4 separate regions of the Homo sapiens genome follow, and regions 2, 3 and 4 are each linked to region 1. A link is a loop called in an ENCODE intact Hi-C map of the cell type or tissue named here. Cell type or tissue: PC-9. All regions are shown on one strand. Region 1 overlaps PRKCA (protein kinase C alpha). Region 2 overlaps PRKCA (protein kinase C alpha). Region 3 overlaps PRKCA (protein kinase C alpha). Region 4 has its middle 27 kb from the start of PRKCA.

Evidence for each region. Hi-C counts contacts between places; a loop is a spot of excess contacts. Peaks named below come from ENCODE experiments on the same cell type or tissue, not always from the same donor. Only the 100,000 strongest peaks of a DNase experiment are listed, where the experiment ranks them.
Region 2: a loop joins it to region 1, with 15 times the contacts of the local background. A loop is called at or near these places in 3 of 110 quality-filtered maps.
Region 3: it touches region 1 in a loop (5-fold over the local background); 5 of 110 quality-filtered maps call a loop at or near these places.
Region 4: it touches region 1 in a loop (16-fold over the local background); 5 of 110 quality-filtered maps call a loop at or near these places.

The regions. Positions count from the first base shown.
Region 1 is chr17:66,464,817-66,469,816 of GRCh38, reverse strand. The region is part of intron 2 of PRKCA (protein kinase C alpha); the gene reads right to left. Among named protein-coding and RNA genes, the nearest start is that of PRKCA-AS1, 50 kb to the right of the region's middle. RefSeq lists a silencer at 2,512-2,806. In PC-9, no CTCF peak of the experiment used is centred here; DNase peaks (open chromatin) are centred at 996 and 2,646; H3K4me3 peaks cover 1,088 bases; H3K27ac peaks cover 4,347 bases.
Region 2 is chr17:66,635,470-66,640,469 of GRCh38, reverse strand. The region is part of intron 3 of PRKCA (protein kinase C alpha); the gene reads right to left. It also overlaps the pseudogene RNU6-928P and the pseudogene RNA5SP445. Among named protein-coding and RNA genes, the nearest start is that of MIR634, 150 kb to the left of the region's middle. In PC-9, no CTCF peak of the experiment used is centred here; DNase peaks (open chromatin) are centred at 2,809 and 4,059; H3K27ac peaks cover 2,425 bases.
Region 3 is chr17:66,671,759-66,676,758 of GRCh38, reverse strand. The region is part of intron 5 of PRKCA (protein kinase C alpha); the gene reads right to left. Among named protein-coding and RNA genes, the nearest start is that of MIR634, 110 kb to the left of the region's middle. RefSeq lists an enhancer at 1-564. In PC-9, a CTCF peak has its summit at 2,749; DNase peaks (open chromatin) are centred at 128 and 2,648; H3K4me3 peaks cover 33 bases; H3K27ac peaks cover 1,271 bases.
Region 4 is chr17:66,273,018-66,278,017 of GRCh38, reverse strand. No RefSeq gene overlaps it. Among named protein-coding and RNA genes, the nearest start is that of PRKCA, 27 kb to the left of the region's middle. RefSeq lists a silencer at 1,193-1,487. In PC-9, no CTCF peak of the experiment used is centred here; DNase peaks (open chromatin) are centred at 1,257, 2,207 and 4,837; H3K4me3 peaks cover 715 bases; H3K27ac peaks cover 4,003 bases.

The sequences.
Region 1 (5,000 bases):
CTAAAAAAAACATAAATACCCCCACTTAGGGGCTGGGAGACTTAACCCAATTGATTGTGTTCGCACTTCAGAAAAAAACAACTCAAAGCTTAAGTATTTGCAGACAGCTTTTTGTCCTACTTGCAAATGTTTCCTCAATAATACAAGTGACAGAATTAGGCAATGTGCTAGGGAGGAAGATAATTTAATGTAAAATGTCCTTTACAAGGTATCACATGCTAGTAAATCCCAATCTACAAAATTAATTATAAACCCACAAAAATTACATAGAATAGTAATGAATTGCTCAGATACCTAGAAAGATGGACTTTCTTTTTTAAATTAAGACCATTTTCACCAAAGTGCTATATTGTGGTTGTCACGTGATTGACGGGTGTTTGTTTTCAATATTATTTATTTCTATCTTATTTCCCCCAATGAGCATATGTCACTAAAAGTTTTGTTTTGTTTTGTTTTTAAGAAACACAGCACCCCTCATATTTACTCCTACACTAAACAAATAATCACTCAGGCTACAGAGCAGCAAAAAAGAATGGCAGGAATGTGTTCCAAGCAAGCCTTTGCAAAATGATAGCAGGGCACCTTTCTCTTTAGCAGATTTGTGGATCACAACTAAATGACAGCTCTGGCTGGGGGTAGAGGAGGGTGCCCCAGTGTTCTCGAGATGGTGAACGACTGGAATGTGGACAGAAAGAGGAAGGAAACTGTGGCCATGGAGCCTCGTTTGCATTTCGAGGGAATAAGGCATCTGTAGGGGAAGGGGAACTAAGTGGAGCCCGGCAGAGACTTTAAATGCCATTCTCAGAGTCCATGGCCTTCTTGGCTCTGACTAGAAAGTCTACAGTTGAAAGTGGTGGCCCAGAAGGGAACTGGGCTGAGCTACTTCCCTTCAACATTTCTGCTGGGAAGACAGCATTCAAAGCAGAACCTTCAGGGGAAATAGAGAGGATTGCAAAATAGAGAGGAATGATGGGTAATTTCTGGAGGTGAGAGGAAGTGGTGAATGGGAATCTGGGTTTCTCCTGCATGCCAGCCACAACTTCTGTTTCTCTTCAGTTTCATTCATGTTAGCTCTCGCCCCTCCCACTTTCCCACCCTCCACCCTCCTTCAGAAGTCCTTTACCTGTGCGCTCTTGCCCTAATGCTGCCATAGTTAGCTGGTTTCAGACCACACCTTCCATTTAGAGACCTCAGACAACCCTGGGCATTTACTCCAGGTCAGCTTCCTATTGAAAAGCATACAAATATGTTGGGAACAAGAGGCAAAAACAGAAGGGTGCCCATGTTTCTCAGCCAGATAGGATCTGTCAGTTATAATAGGGTTGGACCTTAGGAAAAACATGAATTATGACTTGCCAGGAAAAAAAATGCATGTGCAGGAACAAGTCAGTCAGCTGACTACAAACTGCTGCACCAAGATAGCAAATGTGTGCCTCCCACAGCCAGCGACCCAGTCAGCCCACACAAATGAGGACAGAGTCCTCAGTGACAGAGACACCCTGTGATGTTGCTGCAAGAGTGTGCATCTTGATTCAGACAAGTTCATTTCAAAAAATATTTTTCACCTGTATATCTTTTTAAATAGGTAAATACACAGCACAGACCCAGATAAAGGAAAAAGTCATTCTGTAGTTTTCATTTCTTTAAGCCAAAATGTCGAATGGAAAATATGTGCTTTTTGACAAATGTAGCTTTATCATTTCAGAGACATCGTATCTTCACTTTGTATTTTAGTTGCATAGAAGAAATAAAGAAGCATCAAAATGATACCCCACTGCTCCTGGAAACAGCTAATGAGGAGTTCCTAAACTAAGAGTCATTTCTGTCAAACACGAGGAAAGTGGAACTATCAGCAAGGAAAGATAACTTGTTAGTCATATAAATGCTCCTGGGAGCCATGAAAAGTTTTCTGTTGTTTTTTTTTTTAATTTTTTGTTTTTGTTTTTTAAGTACAACCAAGGCCAGACGCAGTGGCTCATACCTGTAATCCTAGCACTTTGGAAGGCCAAGGCGTGGGGATCGCTTGAGCCCAGAAGTTCAAGACAAGCCTGAGCAACATAGTGAGACCCCATCTCCACAAAAAATTAAAAAATTAGCTAGGCATACTAGCATGCACCTGTGGTCCCAGCTACTCAGGAGGTTGAAGCAGGAGGATCGCTTGAGCCCAGGAGTTTGAGGCTGTGGTGAGCCAAGATGGTGCCACTGCACTCCAGCCTGGGTGACACAGTGAGACTGTCAAAAACAAACAAAAATGTACAAACAAAATTTCATTCTAATTTTTAAAAGCACTAGAGCAGGTACTATTGGTGATAGGGCTGTTTTTCTGCAAAAAAAAATGTGTTTGCCCAGCTAAACAAGCATTTTGTTCACAATGAAAACTAAGCTATTATTTAGTCAAAAGCCATCATTTACAGATGAGGAAACTGAGGCAGTTTACCTTAAATCAGCCAGTTATAGCACATTATGTATAGTAACTGCTGAGGTTAGCTACACGACATCTGGCTACATAGCATGAAATGAGAGTACAGCTGACATCACTCCGTTCATACACTTTGGAATTCCTGAGATTTAACCACTCATGGTATTGGAATGTACCATGCCATGGCCTAAATGAGAGCCTGTAAGCCACGATACAAACCAAAAGATCTTTGCACACCACCTCCTGCGCATGAGGCAACATGCACAGTCATCCCTCTCTAAGATGCTCAGAGGAAGAGGAAAATAATGTGTTGAACAACAGCCATCTCTGTCGTGTGTGTTTGCAGGGCAACGAAGCCATCAGCAAACATCTTTTCATAGTAGGTTCAGTTTGAATATGAGCATCATTTTGCTTTCATTTTCAAATTTTCTTGCTACAAGGAAAAGTGAATCATTCCATAGTTTCAAATGCCAGTCACAAATTTAAACTGAGGGCATGAGTAATTTAAGTCTTTTTTTTTTTTAAATGAAGGAAGAGGTCACAAGTCAAACATCCACGTGGACTTCCCTTCTTTGACCCCAGCGTGAAGGAATTCGCAGGTTAAAGGCTTTTACTGCTAATCTTAGCACCACTGTTATTCCCACTTCTCTTTAGAAATAAAGTCAATTTTATTAAAAGCTGAAGTTTCAAGTTTTTGTGCATTACACCAAAAATTTAATAAAGAAAAGAACGATGTTTAGATTTTATGTGGAATACTTATCAATTCTTAACAGCACAGACTCCATCTTTGATTATTTTTAAATGTTCAGTGTGGCCAAATTATGTTAAATGGTATTTTGCCAAGAAGTTTCTTCCATTTTGAGGTAAGGAGAAGAAAACGTGGAGGAAGAGAAAGTCACTTGTTGCTCAGTGGGAACCACTTTGCAGAATAATTCTGACCCCCATCTCAGCTCCACAAGCAAGTTCCCAGAAAGGGCTTCCCAAGGCCCGTGGCTTGTGAGCAGTGCAGGTGGCCTCAAACGCAGGGCTCCCTGGGTCTGGCTTCAAACTCTTCCAGCTGGGACACCTGGGACCAAGCTCTACTTCCCCCAGCTCAGTTCCCATTAGATGCTTCCTCCACCCACACACAAATTCTTTCCACACGTGCAGTTCATGTTCCAAAATTTCATTCACCGACTACAGAAAAAAGGTACAGGCGTCTAGAGTGAGGAGATCCAGACCCATCCTCGTGCTTCGACATATTTCAGTGACTTCTTAAAATTCTCAGTATTGGGCTCTGCACACAGCAGCTATGTAACAAAACAGCTGCTGGTGCACTTGGATGTAAAATGCTTCTCTGTTTCTTCTCAATATAATGGAACTAAGAATGATTTCCTATGTCAGAGAACTATATAGCCCTACAGAAGAACAGCTTTTGACTTATTGCTGAGATTACATTAGGCTATACAAACTGAGTTATCCATGTGAAGAAACTCCTTTAAAAAAAAAAGTCAAATCTTACACAATAAGAAAGAAAGTACATGCAAATAAACAACTCCAAAAAGCATTTAAAATGTTACTGGCCTCAATAAATTTCCTTGCTTGGGTGGAAAGAGGTTGTGGAATGGGGATGGTTGTCTCTTCGAATTAAAGCTACCTTTGTTCATAATACCAACTTTTCTCTCTATGCAGATCTACTGTTAGAATTAAAACATATCAGGCCAGGCACAGTGGCTCCCCTCTGTAATCTCAACACTTTTGAGGGGCCAAGGTGGGAGGACTGCTCAAGCTCAGGAGTGTGAGACCAGCTTGGACAACACAGCAAGACTTCATCTCTACTTAAAAAAAAAAAAAAATTAACTAGCCAGGCATGGTGGCACATGCCTTTAGTCCCAGCTACTCAGGAGACTGAGGTGGGAGGATCTCTTGAGCCCAGGAGTTTGAGGCTGCTGTGAACCATGATCACACCACTGCACTCCAGTCTGGGCAAGAGAGTAAGACCTATCTCAAAAATTAAAAAAAATTAAAAAATAATTATAACATATCAGTTGACAAATTCCTTCCAGATATACCATTATGATAAGTCAAATTTAAGAATTACCCGATGCTATCAGTTTCTTAGGGAAGTCTTGAAACAAAATTCCCTTTCCCACAAAACAAATCTCGTTTACAAAACAGCTCATAGGACTAAAGTTCTGGATAGACATAAAAGATAAATTAAAGGATTAGTCCTTCCTATTCTGCAAATGTTAAGTTGTGGTTATTAAGGCTATGGGGGTTGGCCTAGTCAAAGAGTTTCCTAGTCATTCATTTATTTACTTAAGTTATTGCTTATGTCACTGGTAAAGAAACAAACTATGTTTCTACCAAGAAACAAAAACCACCAATCCCTTTGTATTTAATTAAAAAAACCAAAACACAAAATTGTAAAACTCTACAAAATAACAAAGGAGAAAGATCTAGATGACCTTGGGTTTGGCAATAACGTTTTAGATACAATACCAAAGGCCAAAGGAGCAATCCATGAAAAAATAATTGGTAAGCTGGATTTCATTATAATTAAAAACTTCTGCTCTGCAAAAGACACTGTCAAAAGAATCAG
Region 2 (5,000 bases), 170 kb before region 1:
CACTGAAATTACGCCTCCCCATAGCCCACTGCAATTTCATTACCTTCTCTAGCATACCACATAGAGCACCAAAGGTGCAACCAGACATCTTTTTTCTTTAGATTTTTAAGCTTTTGTCCCTCAACTCACAGATTATGGATAGGGAAGAAAAATGATATACAGAAGACCATCGTGGTTAAAGAGCGTAGATTCTGGAGTCACTGCCTGGGTTCAGGTTCCAGCTCTGCTACTACCCAGAGGCATGGCCTTGGACGAATTACTTATCCTTTCTGCCTCATCTATAAGCTGGGAAATTAACAGCATCTGTCTTCTGTGGTTACTATAAATAAGGACAAAACGAGTCAGTCTTTGTAAAATGCTTAGAAGAGTGCCGTATCACAGGGTAGGTAGGTACCACGCAGGTAGTGCAGATAAGCGCCTCTGCTTCTGGGGCCTCTGCTTATTTATTTATTCAATTTTATTATTATTATTTTTTGAGACAGAGTCTCACTCTGTCACCCAAGCTGGAGTGCAGTGGCACGAGCTCGGCTCACTGCAACCTCTGCCTCCCAGGTTCAAGCGATTCTCCTGTCTCAGCCTCCCAAGTAGCTGGGATTACAAGTGCCTGCCACCACACCTAATTTTTTTTAATTTTTAGTAGAGATGGGGTTTCACCATGTTATTCAGGCTGGTCTCAAACTCCTGACATCAGGTGATCTACTTGCTTCGGCCTCCCAAAGTGCTGGGATTACAGGCATGCGCCACCGCGCCCAGCCTCCTCTGTTTATTAATATATAAAGGTAGGCCAGGCACAGTGGCACACACCTGTAATCTCAGCACTTTGGGAGGCTGAGGCAGTCAGATCACCTGAGATCAGGAGTTTGAGACCAGCCTGGCCAACATGGTGATACCCTGTCTCTATTAAAAATACAAAAATTACCCAGGCATGGTGGCGTGTGCCTGTAATCCCAGCTACTTGAGAGGCTGAGGCAGGAGAATCGCTTGAGTCCAGGAGGTGGAGGTTGCAGTGAGCTGAGATTATGCCACTGCACGCCAGCCTGGGCGACAGAGCGAGCCTCCATCTCAAAAAATAAATAAATAAATAATAGTAGAGCTCTGAGCTTCTACTTAGATGATCTATTTGTCTCCCATCCAAGTACTAACCGGACCCGACCCTGCTTAGCTTTCCATCAGGCATGTTCAGGGTGGTATGGCCATAGACTCTACTGTTCTATTGGAACTATAAAACAATTTCATATTCAACATGTACCTATCAGGACTCATTCCTATTAAGTTCTTCCTCTTGAATCACTCCTTGTGGCCTGAGCAGCTGCAAAGGCAGAGTGGCCATCCACTGAATTAAGCAAGACTTTAGAAGATCAGGGTTTGGGGAAGGGCAGGAGATCCAGAGATCTACTGTAGACATAATAAGCTTGAATTAACCTTTCTCTCAGGGTTTCTCCAATGCAAAGTGACATAAAGCAGAATATTCTTGGCTGCTGACTTTCTGAGGGCCTTGGTGCTGGTGATTTCGGGGAATTCCAAAGGTGATTCTGACTGTAAGATAATTCATCTTTTGGTTGACTATGGAACCTAAACCCTAAGCCACATATATGCCAAAGGCTTGTTATGACTTTTTTTTTTTTAGACAGTCTTGCTCTGTTGCCCAGGCTAGAGTGCAGTGGCACGATCTCTGCTCACTGCAAGCTCTGCCTCCCAGGTTCATGCCATTCTCCTGCCTCAGCCCCCCGAGTAGCTGGGACTACAGGCACCCACTACCACGCCTGGCTAATTTTTGGTATTTTTAGTGGAGACGGGGTTTCACTTTGTTAGCCAGGATGGTCTTGATCTCCTGACCTCGTGATCCACCTGCCTTGGCCTCCCAAAGCATTTGGCCTATGACTACTTTTTAAAGACACAGATTTGAGAATTCTGAAATAGTTCAATCATACAGAGAAGTATAAAGAATAGTAAACCCCTCGTGTCTGCACCACCCAGAACTTATAAAAATGAGCATTTTCCCCTAGTTTTTACTGCCTAATTATCCTCGTTTTACAGAGATGTTAATGACCTTCCCCAAATCACATGGTTGATGAACATCAGACCTCAGATTTTTTTTTATATGAAACAGTTCACATATTTGCACGTGATCCTTGCACAGGAACAACGCTCATCTCTGTTTCACTCCAAGTTTTGTATTTGTGCTGCTTCAGAGAGCACAGACCTACGATGTGACCAACGTTGGATTCCCATCACAAGAGCTTTTGGAGATCTACCCAGAATGAGGATCTGGCTCTCAATATATTTACAACGCATTTTTATATTTGCAACATATATATATATATATACACACACACACACACACATATATATATATATATTTTAGAAACAAGTCCACCACCTATTTTTGTAAATAAAATTTTATTGGAAAACAGACATGCTCCTTTATTTACATATTTTCTTTGGCTATAATGGCAGAGTTGAGTAATTATGACAGAGACTGTGTGGGCCACAAAATCTAAAATATTTACTATTTGGGTCCTTTTAGGAAAAGTTTGCCAAGCCCTGCTTTAGGACAAGGGTTTTCAGAGCATGGTTCCCGCACAGCATCACATCACTTGGAACTTGTTAGAAAGGCATAGTACTTAGTCCTTTCCCAGACCAACCGAGTCAGAAACTCTGGGGGTGGGGCCTCACAGTCTGTGTTTGAGCAGATCCTGCCAGTGATCCTTGTGTTGGCGGACACACTAAAGACTGGAAAACCACTGCTCTAGGAGGTCATTCAACAAATATTTAGTAAGTGTGTCACTGGTGCGAGGTGAGTACCTAGCACCTCTATGTGTAGATGATTAATGATATCCTCGAGGCAGGTCAGTGGTTTACCTCCTAAATGTTTCTCTCAGGGTGTGAGACATCAACATCTTCCTTGACAGGTTATTTCTTCTAGAAAGCAGTAGTTGGGTCCACGGTCTGAAGTATGGCCTTAGACTTCCACCATTAGGGAAGCCCACCACTTTTGCCAGGATCCCAGGACATCAGGAAGAATGTTCAGGGAGTAGGTTGGTGCCAGCACCAATTAAAAATACCTGTGTTGACAGGAAAGGTTGCGTCCTACAGTGCGGAGGGCGCAGAATATGCCAGGGGAAATGAAGGAACCAGTTTTCCCTGCAGAAACGAGGCATCAACAAATGGCACTAAATTAATAAAGAATGGCAGCTCGCACGGAGCCCTCAGGAGTATGTGCATGCCAGGCAGCCCCAGGGTGGTTGTCATACCAGTTGGTTGTCACATAGATCTCCATTGATGTGGCACACAGGCAACTCACTTTTCAGGAAAACCTAAGGCTTACTCACGCAACAGCCATATGGCACCTTCAGGTTCTCACCGTTTGGAGGTGTAGGAAGAGAGGAAACCATCGCTTCCACCTCCTGCCTAAGTCTGGAGAACCAGCAAGTCTTGGAGTTGTCACACCCCAAAATTACATGTGGCCAAAGATCCTGCCTATGAATTACAACGACAGTAATAATAATAGCACCAGCTGTTTGTTGATCAGCAATTGTGCACAGGTGCTTCACAATAACCAGGATCTTTGTTTAGAACAAGAGAGTCTCCTATGAGAAGAGCACTTAGCAGGACTGTGGAGACCTGTGTTCTGACCCCAGTCCCGGCACAAGCTCTTACCTTGGAAAAGTCACGTCATTTATTTATAAAGCAGAAATAAAACCAATCTGCCCGTGTCATGGGCAAGGGGTGACACCCAGCTTAGGGAATATAAGAGAAAGACTTTGCAACCTGAAAATCCTTAGACAAATATAAGCAATTATTATTACATTATCCTTAGGAGCAAACTTCAAGGTGCCCAGGGTTTCCCCAAAATACTTTAGTGACTTGGGCCTGGATGGGGAGGAAACAGGACTCCCTATCCTCTGGGCTAATCACCCTCAGGCTTCATAGGTGGTCAGAGTGAAGGCCAAGCTGGCAGAAGTCAAGGGACTTCCTCCTAGGTCCCGCATTCCCGACTTCTGCACCCCATGCCTGGACTTTCAAGCCAGTCCTCTTGGCAAATGCCCTGAGTGGTGTTTTGTTAAACTGTCTGCTAACCCAAACCACCTCTTGCACTGTCTCAATTATATGGATGATGCCATTTCTTGCACTGCAGCAATGGGATGCAGGAGCATGGAAACTCTTTTCCAGTCTAATTAATCTCACCTAGTCTGACAAAAGAAACCACAGTGTTAGCGACAGAGCTGTGAGTCATGAAGATCTGCAGAGAGCAACTCGTCCTAAAAACTCCCCAGGCTCACTGTGTTTCTATCAATAGCCTCTAAATAGTGATGCATTTTACTTCTGTGGGCCCTGATTTCCTCATCTGGAGCCTAAATGTATTGGGTGGGATCAGCATTTTTAAAACGTCAGGTGGTGCCTAAGGATGCTGAGGATGGAGGCAGGAGAAGGCAGAAGAGGGAGACCACTGCTAAAATTAAAGTTGAAAACAACCGGACTAGATCATCTCTTTAATTCTTTTTTTTTTAAAGCTATTTAATTTGAAATAATTTAAGACTCACAAGAATTTGCAAAAATAGTACAGACTGTTCCTTCATACCCTTCATCCAGCTTCCCCAGTGATAACATCTTACATAACCACGGCACATTTGCAGACCCAGGACAATGCTACAATACCATTAACTAAACTACAGAGTTTAGGGTTTCATCAGATTTTACATGCATAATTCCAATGCAAGAGCATTTACTGTACTACATATGTATTAAATATACTGTTTACTGAATAGGGAATACAGTAGTATTGGCTGGTGAAATACATTAACTCAAGTAGAACAGCACCAAAGGAACATCTTTTACTTCTTCATTAAATATATAACCCGCTGATCTCATGTTAAGGAGTCGTGGGAGGATGAGTCTAAAGATTTATCTGAAAAGCAGAATTAGGACGCTTTTCTCTAAGTAAAGGAAACACACTGCTGTTTCCAAACCTTTCTGACCCGTTTTTCAAAACAAAATCA
Region 3 (5,000 bases), 210 kb before region 1:
TTTCTCCCGGCTTTTCTGGTGCAGCAGTTGGCACTTCTGGACAAACATGACTCACAGCCTCCTCCTCAGGGTATCTGATCTGGCTGTGACCTGTTGCAATTGGCCAACCCCACCTTGTTCAGGCTTCCCCGGCCGGTCCCACACCTTAGCCCCACCCAGAAGCAAGTGCAAACAGTGAGCACCGTAGGACATCCACAGGGCCATTCTTTAATTATGCCACGGCTGCCTCGGAAATAGGGATCTTAAAGGAACATGTGCGCAGTAGCGCTGGGCCACAAGCAAGCTGACCTGTCGGGGCAAGCCTGGTGTGGGAGAGGCCCCTCTGCTTCCTCGTTATTCTAGCTGCGTTTTTCCAGAGCTCAGGGCTTGTCCTGCTGAGAAAGTACCCTCCGAACAGCTTGGTTACTCAGTTCAGGAGCATCTCAAGTGGCCGATGGGCTGGACCAGATAGAAAAAGGGAAAAAACCCTCACCCCACCAGCTCAGCCGCACCACGGAGCTCTCAAGTTTCCTCTGGCTCACATTTTCCCGGTCACGTTACTGGGAAGAACACGCTGTTCTCAGGGTTTGTTTGCGTCTCTACTTTGGGCCTCTTCTGACGATGCTGCGAGGGAGAACTTGGGTCTAAGAAGCTGCCAGTTCCCTCACGTCGCCACAAGTCAGTTCTGCACCGGGAGCCAGAACTCCTCGGCAAATGTTGATTGGGAAACTGGTGGAGTGACAGATTGCCTCCAGAACAGGATTTACCGAGCGCCCTTCCCACGTGATGTTCCGGGGGCGGTCAAGCTGTCTAGCAATAAGGCAAGGGGTTTAGGGGCTCTGACTTGGAACCTCTAAAACCATGCAGGCACACAAACCCTGGCAAGGGTGGGACACGTTACAGGTACTGCTGGGTCAGCTGGCGTGGGACCCCGCGGAGGAACCAGAACTGGCATCGCTAGGGGCTATTATGTGGGCAGAGAAGGCCGTTTCAGGAGAAGGGGCCCAGGCAGGCTCCGGTGGCCGCAGGAGAGGGGGTTGGGAAGTGTAGCTCCCAAGTGTCACTCCTGACGCATACAGATTTTAACTTTGGGTAACAGGCACATCCTAAAACACTCTGGGCCTCTGGGCTGGGCATTCTCCATTCTCTCTAAGCCATGCACCCCTTTAATACAACACTGCAGTTTTGATGACATTCTAGGGTAGGCCCTGGGTAGAGAACCTCTGCTATATGCTTCAAGAGCCTGGTTCTGCAGGGACCGAGGGATCGTCCTCTCTCCACGCACTTTCAGAACCTGTGTGCAAAGGGACAGCAGCCTTCCTCTGGGTCATTCCTACTTCGGCTGGGGATGGGAAGAGCTCTGTGCTGTGGTCTGAATGTTTGTGCCTCCTGCCCCCAATTTGTGTTTGAAATCCTAACCCCCAAGGCGATGACATTAAGAGGAGGGGCCTTTGGGAGGTGATTAGGCCAGGAGGGCAGAGCCTCCATGGAGAGGATCAGTGCCCTTATAAGAGAAGCCCAAGGGAGCTGGTTTGCCCTTCCACCGTGTGAGGATGTGGGGCTGTCGGCAAATGGGCCCTCTCTAGCCACTGAGTCTTCCTGTGCCCTGAACTTGGAGTCTCCAGCCTCCATAACTGTGAGAAGTAAACTTCTGTTGTTTATGAGCCACCCAGTTAAAAAGATATATTAATAGATCAGACTAAGGCAGTTTTGGAGCTGGGAGAAGTCCCGGCAACAGAGAGCAAGTGCTTGCTGGGATCTGCCTTTGGATAGGAGGCGTTGGGTGGTTGGTCCATGATGGTGGTGGCATATCTTGCCACTGGTGTGGGCACGACTTCCCATTGGTGGGCGTGCACTGCAGTCAGGCCCTCCATGGCATAAGGAGGTAACTGATTTCTCAAGCATGAACAATGAAGAGTCGACAGGACAGGTGAGAGTTGGTTGTGGGTGGCAGCCCAGGCACTGCCACTCATCAGACTGATTCACTGGAATCATTTGGCCAGAAGCAACAACAAAATCATATTCTTCTCCCATTAACAAGTTAGAACTGAGATATTCTCTACCACAGCTTGAGTGGCACTTGGTTACTGTATCTTTTAGGCTCCCAACATGGAAAACAGGCCTCTAATCTGTTTCCTACCATTTACTTGAACACCTCTATCTAAATGTCAGTGACGCTCCGTCTTCTGGCCCACATTCCCCTAGCAGATGCTGGTATGACTTAGGAGCTGGCATTGGTTCTGATGGGTTGGTTCTATATGCTAAATATTTAACTGCATGCAACCTATCACATTTAGTATTTATATAACCCAAAAGAACCACTCCACACCAACAAGGTTAGTCTCTTTTAGTTATTTTGAACCCCTACTGCCCAGCACAGCACCATGCGTGAACTGAGTAACTGCTGAACACGTGTATCTCTGTGCCCACCTTGCTCTGTGCTTCTGGGTCCACACTGCCCCATCGCTGGGGACACTCCTCCATCCATCTCAGTGCTGTCAGCCCTTAGCCTTGCACAAGACCCATTTCCTCTGCCCTTCCACTCTCCTGCCAGCCTAGCCCAGCCCAAAGGTGTTCCATGTCTACAGACTGACAGCACCTTGAGGGCAAGGGCCACACCCCCTCGCATCCCCAGGGATCACTCCCCCAGGGCAACACAGGACAGACAAGATAAAATCTGCGCTCATTGGATTCCTGCTGAATGACCGGAATGCTAACACAGACAGGAAAGCTTGGAAACTTCTCAGCTCTTGGTTGCAGTACATAAAGCGTCCATTTGGAGGGACTCTTGGACAAGGAAAAACCACCCAGGCCTTTTCACGGGCGAAGAAAGCCAGGCCAAAAGGAGTGGCACACTTTTTTGAAAATGTTAAATGCTTTGAAGAAAGAATCTCTGTACCCACAAAGACAAAAGAGCACAGGATGTATCTCCACTTACAGGAAAAATGGGTCAGAAAGGGACTTTTGCTCTTGGTTAAATAGTGATCACGTGGAACTTCTCTAGATTTCAGGAAATAAAATGCACAGGTGTCATCAACCACGATGAACAATTTTTGACTGGGTAATTATAGACTGAGATTCTGTGTACAAACTGGGTCTGGGTGCTGTCTAGTTCACTGCATTTGTTCTATTTATGCTGTATCAAGTCTGCTGACACCGTCTGTGTTTATGAATGTTGCAGAATTTCTGATGTGATCTCTTTCATGTTTAGAAATAATGACCCCTAAATTTTGTGATATTTGTTTCCTTATTACCAGAGACAAAGGCAAGAATAATGAGATACACTAAAAATACACCTGATCAGACATCGCCTCACAGCTTCATATGGCCCTGTACACAAACCTGGACTGAGGGACATTAACCATTTTCTTATTTGGAACCTATTTAGTGAATATTCTATTTTGCTGGTGAGGCTGGCTGCTTGGTGATAAGAGTGAATTTCTGTCCCATTCACGTACCAGAAAACACAGGTTGGCAACTCATCAACCAAAATTCTACTGGAACAAAACTTACATAAGAGAATTCGGAGGACTGTGGTATAAGATGAGAAACAACAATGTTTAGTCCTTGGAAAAAGATCATAAATATTTCATTACTTTCCCTTTTACAATTAGTGGGACATAAAATTTTACATTAAAGTTCTATAATTCTGATGTTTCAAAAGAAAATGAAACCTAGTTGTGAGAGAAATATTTCCCAGGTTATGAGAGACTGAAACGATTCTGCATAAACAACGTAGGAAGATATTTAAGAAAATTTTTTTCTTATTATAGGAGTAACGGGTGCACCCATCATACAAGAAATTTAAAGACATAAAAATATAAAGAAGAAAACTAAAACAACTATACTTCTGCATGGGAGAACCAACATTGGCACATTAGCATGTTTATGGCCAGTATCTTCCACATCTATCTACATTGAAATATTTATTTTTATAGAATTCACATCACACTAGGAATAAAGTTTTAGAACCTGCCTTTATAACAAAGTATGCTTTGAAAACATTTTAAATGTCTAACATCTCATTTTATGGCTAATCAGAATTTATTTAATCAATTCCCTGTTTGGGGGCATCTACAAAGTTTATCATTTTTCACCTTTACAAATAACATAGCAACTGATCATCTTCATGCATAAATATTCATTGAAATTTCTGATACTTTTTTTCTTGTTCTATTTATGCTGTGCAAGTCTGATCATACCCTGTGTGTTTAAGAACGCCACAGATTTTCTGATGCAAAGAAGAATAAGAATACATTCTTGGAAGTAGCTTAAAGGATGGAAATTATTCAAGATTCTTGGCATACATTGCCAAATTACTCCTCTAAAAGTTTACCACAATCCTACCAAAACCATATCAAGAAGTGGTGAGAAAAGTAAAGAATAACACTGTAATTTTGACTTTCTTATTTTTGAGGTTAAATTTTTTTTCCATGGTTATTTGCCCATTTGTATTTATTTCTGCCTGACTTAACTCCTTATTCAAGTTTTCTAGAAGGTAGTAACAAGTTTTCTTACTGTGTTAGAAGAGTTGTTGAGATATAAATGATAAAAGCCTTTTGTCATAGTTGCTGCAAACTGTGTTACATGTCACCATTCTTCTAGAAACAGAGAAGCTTAACTTATTATGTAGTTAAATCTGTCAAACATTTCCTTTTATTTTTTCCATTTCTTTTAGGCTTACAAAAACCTTGCCCTTTCTGAGATTAGCTTAATATTCACCTAAGTTTTAATTATTTTGTTTCTTTCTTATATTTAACTCTTAAGACCATTTGAAATTTATTTTGGTGTACAGTGTGAAAGAAGATCTCATTTATTTTCCTCCAAATGTTTAGACAACTTCTCAACATTATTAGTGGAATAAGCCCTATCTTTCCCATTGGTCTGTGTGGCTTCTGTTTGTTAATGTTCGCTCTGTTTTCAGGGCCATGTATTTTATCTTCTTCAACTTTCTGCTAATTTGTGCAACAAGCTTAGACTTTAAATTGTTCTAGATTTCCAATGCATGTTAGTGGTACAAG
Region 4 (5,000 bases), 190 kb after region 1:
TTCTTAGCATTAGGTTTGCACCGCAGTTCTGATAAATTTCCATCTTTTTCCAGGAATCTTCATGAATATTCCACCCCTTAATTCAATAAACCCATAAATGTAGGGACTCCAAACCCCATTGCACTTGCACTTCCCTTTCTTAAGTGTGTAATTCTGCCTTTGCAATAAATCTCTGTACTTTCACTGAAAGAAAAAAAAAAAAGGTCTCACTCTGTCACCCAGGCTGGAGCGCAGTGGTGCTATCACTGCTTACTGCATTTCAACCTCCAGGGCTCAAGCCATCTTCTCACCTCAGCCTCCCAAGTAGCTGAGACTACAGGCACAGGCCACCATGCCCGGCTAATCTTTTTATTTATTTATTAATTTTTTAGAGACGGGGTCTTGCTATGTTGCTCAGGCTGATCTTGAACTCCTGGCCTCAAGCAATCCTACCACCTCAGCCTTCCAAAGTGCTGGGATTACAGGCATAAGCCACCACACCTGGCCATGATAAAACTCCTTTTTGTCATGGAGAAAATCCTCAGTGCTCCACGCTCAGCTGCTGCATGTTCCAGAGCTTCACTTCTCCCTCCCGCAGTTCAGCCTTTGGCCATTTCATTCCTCATTAGCACCTTCCCTGGGAAGAAGAACAGAGAGAAGCTGGAACTCAGGTCAGTCAATTTTGCTATTAGTAACTGTTGCCAAGATTGAGTTGGGGAGAGGAAAAGAAGCAGTCAAAATAAAGGTTAGGAATTATGTGTATATTTTTATAATACAGCTGTCTATTTCTCTGTCTCTCATTTCTCTCTTTTTTTTTCTTTTTTTTTTTTGAGATGGAGTCTTTCTCTGTTGCCCAGGCTGGAGTGCAGTGGCACTGTGTCAGCTCACTGCAAGCTCCACCTCCCGGGTTCACACTATTCTCCTGCCTCAACCTCCTGAGTAGCTGGGACTACAAGCGCCCGCCACCACACCTGGCTAATTTTTTGTATTTTTAGTAGAGACGGGGTTTCACCATGTTAGCCAGGATGGTCTCGATCTCCTGGCCTTGTGATCCGCCCGTCTCGGCCTCCCAAAATTCTGGGATTACAGGCATGAGCCACTGCGCCCAGCCCTCATTTCTCTTTACTGAAACATCTCTGTAGAAAAGTCTGGGTCCCATGTCTCCACTTCCTCACCCCCACTCATTGCTTAACCCCACTCCCAATCCAGTGTTCTGCTAGGTTTGTCTTTTCCAAGGCCATGAGTAATCTCTTGGTTGCCAAATCATAGGGCCTTTTCTTATCTGTGTGATATTGGAATGGCTAACCTTAACACTCACTGTTCAGATTGCCAGCTATGCCCTTATCTTCTGAGAATACTTGTTGTCTACCCAACTCCATTTTCCCCTTCTGCTTTGCAATGCTTTTCTAGGGATATGTGCCCATCTAAGATACTACACTCCTAAACTCCTTTGCAGCTGTGACCAGTGAGATATGAGCAGGATTATGCACAGAGAGAGGCAGCCTAGAAAGCCATCAGCCACTTCTTCTGGCGGCTTGGACAGGATCCTGACTGTAGCCTCCTTTTTCCAGCCAGCCAGGGCTTTGGAGGCCTGAGATCATTACATCCTAATGAAATTTCCTTTTCCCGAATACAGCTGTGGTCTAAGCAGCCTCCTGTAGAATAAGTGTTCTGGGAGGCTGCAGCTATACCTTTGGGGGTCCCTGAGAAAGGGAACGGGAAATTCATTTGGGAGAAGAGGGTTTCTGTGTGAAGCATTGAGAATGATCCTTGGTTGTTCTTTCTGGTGCAAAGAGTGACATATCGAGAGACAACAGAGCTGTAGGGGATAGGGACAGGAGCCCCACCTAAGCACCAGCACGAGCCAGGCTGGAAGGGGGACCTCTTAGCTTGAGCAGCTGGAAATGCCCAGGTTCCTGCTTGTGCTTAGAGAATTGGAGGAGATTGGAGTGAGAAGTGCTCTGCAGAAGCCTCTGGAAGTCAATCTGACACCTCAGCGGAGGATGAGAAGCAGGCCCCATCAGGAGGACGGGTGGGACTGGGGTGGGGTGGGGCTGCATGGGAATGATTGTGCGGCGAGTAGACGAGCCAAGTAGGAAAAGATCAGCAAGTTGTATAAAGGCCACTGGGGAATACTCCTAGTTAGAGTGGGGGACCTTGGGCACAGTGAGTCACTGTGGCATCACACAATCCTTGCTGGTTTTGTTTTCTCAGTGACACATCTTCCTGATACACTGTGGTCACTCTACTGGCTAGTCTGCAAGTGGTGCCAGCTCACTGAGTCATCTACTGGAAAGACTGTCTTAGGCACGTAATACCTTGCAAAGATAATCTGCACTGCTGTGGGGTGGTCCATAGGGCTCAGATGAATTCCTGAGACTTTGGGTAAATCCTATTCTCTTCTGAGCCTCAGTTTTCTTAGCTATGAAATGAGAGTGGGATTCCACTTATGTGAACAAAGGCTATTGGCTTTGTTGTAAGGACTAACGAGGTGATATATTTATTTCTTATTTTTATTATTTTTATTTTATTTACTATTATTATTATTATTTTTTGGAGATGGAGTCTTGCTCCGCCGCCCAGACTGGAGTGCAGTGGCACAATCTCAGCTCACTGCAACCTCCACTTCCTGGGTTGACACAATTCTCCTGCCTCAGCCTCCCAAGTAGCTGGGATTACGGGCACATGCCAACATGCCTGGCTAATTTTTTTTTTTTTTTTTTGTATTTTAGTAGAGACAGGGTTTCACCACGTTGCCCGGGCTGGTCTCGAACTCCTGAGCTCAGGCAATCCGCCCACCTCAGCCTCCCAAAGTTCTAGGATTACAGGTGTGAGCCACCATGCCTGGCCTGTTTTTATTTATTTTATTTTTGAGACAGAGTCTCACTCTGTCACCCAGGCTGGAGTGCAGTGGTACGATCTTGGCTCACTGCAACTTCTGCCTCCCAGGCTCGAGCAAGCCTCCCACCTCAGCCTCCCCAGTAGCTGGGATTACAGGCATGCACCACCATGTCAGGCTAATTTTTGTATTTTTGGTAGAGATGGGGTCTCACTATGCTGGAGTTGGAGAACTCCTAGGCTTAAGCAATCCTGCCTTGGCCTCCCAAAGTGTTGGGATTACAGGCGTGAGCCACCATGCCAGGTGAGGTCTAGAATTTGAGGCCAGCCTGGGCAACATAGTGAGACCCTGCCTCTACAAAACACTTTAAAAATAATTAGCTGGGCATGGTTGCCTATGCCTGTAATACTAACTACTCAGGAGGCTGAGGTAGGAGGATTGTCAGAGCCCAGGAAGTCCAGGCTGCAGCCGGATGATGGAGCAAGACTCTGTCTCTAAAAAATTTTTGTAAATAGGCCAGGCGCAGTTGCTCACGCCTGTAATCCCAGCACTTTGGGAGGCCGAGACGGGCAGATCACGAGGTCAGGAGATCAAGACCATCCTGGCTAATGCAGTGAAACCCCGTCTCTACTAAAAATACAAAAAATTAGCCAGGCGCGGTGACGGGCACCTGTAGTCCCAGCTGCTTGGGAGGCTGAGGCAGGAGAATGGCGTGAACCCGGGAGGCAGAGCTTGCAATGAGCCGAGATCGCGTCACTGCACTCCAGCCTGGGTGACAGAGCAAGACTCCGTCTCAAAAAAAAAAAAAAAAATTGTAAATAATAATGATTTAAAAAAACATTCAGGCTCTTTCTGATACTTATGCATGGTCTAATGAATTCCCTTTCTTCTTGTTTGTGCAATGGCTGTCTCTAACACAAGGTTTAGACTTTTGAATACTTTTTTTTTTTTTGCACAGATACCGTTTCTTTTTCTTGTTTAGACACAGGATCTTGCTCTGTCACTGTCACCTAGGCTGGAGTGTGTAGCTATCACAGCTCACTGCATCCTCCAACTTCTGGGCACAAGGGATCCTGCCACCTCAGCCTCTTGAGTAGCTGGGACTACAGTTATGTACCACCCAGGCCCAGCTACACTTTTTAAAGAGATGGGGGTCTTGGTACATTGTCCAGCTGGTCTAGAACTCCTGGACTCAAGCAGTCCTTCTGCCTTGGCCTCTCAAGGTGCTGGGGTTGCAGGCATGAGCCACTGTGCCCAGCTTTTTGTTGTTGTTGTTTTGTTTTCGTTTTGTTTTGAGAGACAGGCTCTATCTCTGTCTCCCAGGCTAGAGTGCAGTGGCATAATCATAGCTCACTATAGCCTTGAATTACTGGGCTCAAGCAACCCTCCTGTCTTAACCTCCAGTGTAGCTAGGAATTTAGGTGTGTGGCACAACACCTGGCTGATTTTTAATTTTTTTATATAAATGGAGTCTCACTATGTTGGCCAGGCTGGTCTCAAACTCCTGGCCTCAAGCAATCCCCCTGCCTTGGCCTCCCAAGGTGCTGGGATTACAACCTTGATCCACCATGCCTGACCAGCACAGATAATTATTAATGATTGTTTCATACTCCAGATGTCAGCTTGCTTTGCAAAAATGTAGCAGTATCTATTATGTTCTTTGTAAAGATACGAGTAATAAAAGCTCACACTGCAAAATTTTCACAAATGTAATTTCATTTATTCTTCACCAAAGCCTTATTTTGTGGATCAGAACATTGAGGTTCACTGCCATCATGACTGATTTTCTAATTGTTATGATATCCTTCTGGAAAGGTGGGGTTTTTTTTTGCTGTTATCGTACATCTCAAGGGCCTTTAATGGGATGAGTGACTCACTGTAAAGTTTGTAAGTTGGGTGACTTTATCACTGACATCCCTCAGGAACAGCCACAAGAAGTAAATGGGGGTGGATTTTTAGTGTTTGCCACTGACACATTCTTAGTTTTAGCCAAAAAAAAAAAAAAAAGAAAAAGAAAAAAAGAAAAAGCTAAAGCAACTCATTACACAAGAATGCCGCCCCGTCTTGGACTCTCCTCTTCAACAAGGATGATTCCTGCCCTGTAAAATTACATTGTAAGAAACGTGTCAAAGATGAAAAAATTTGGAAGCATGTTCAATCAATAAGATTGCTGGAAAGCAAA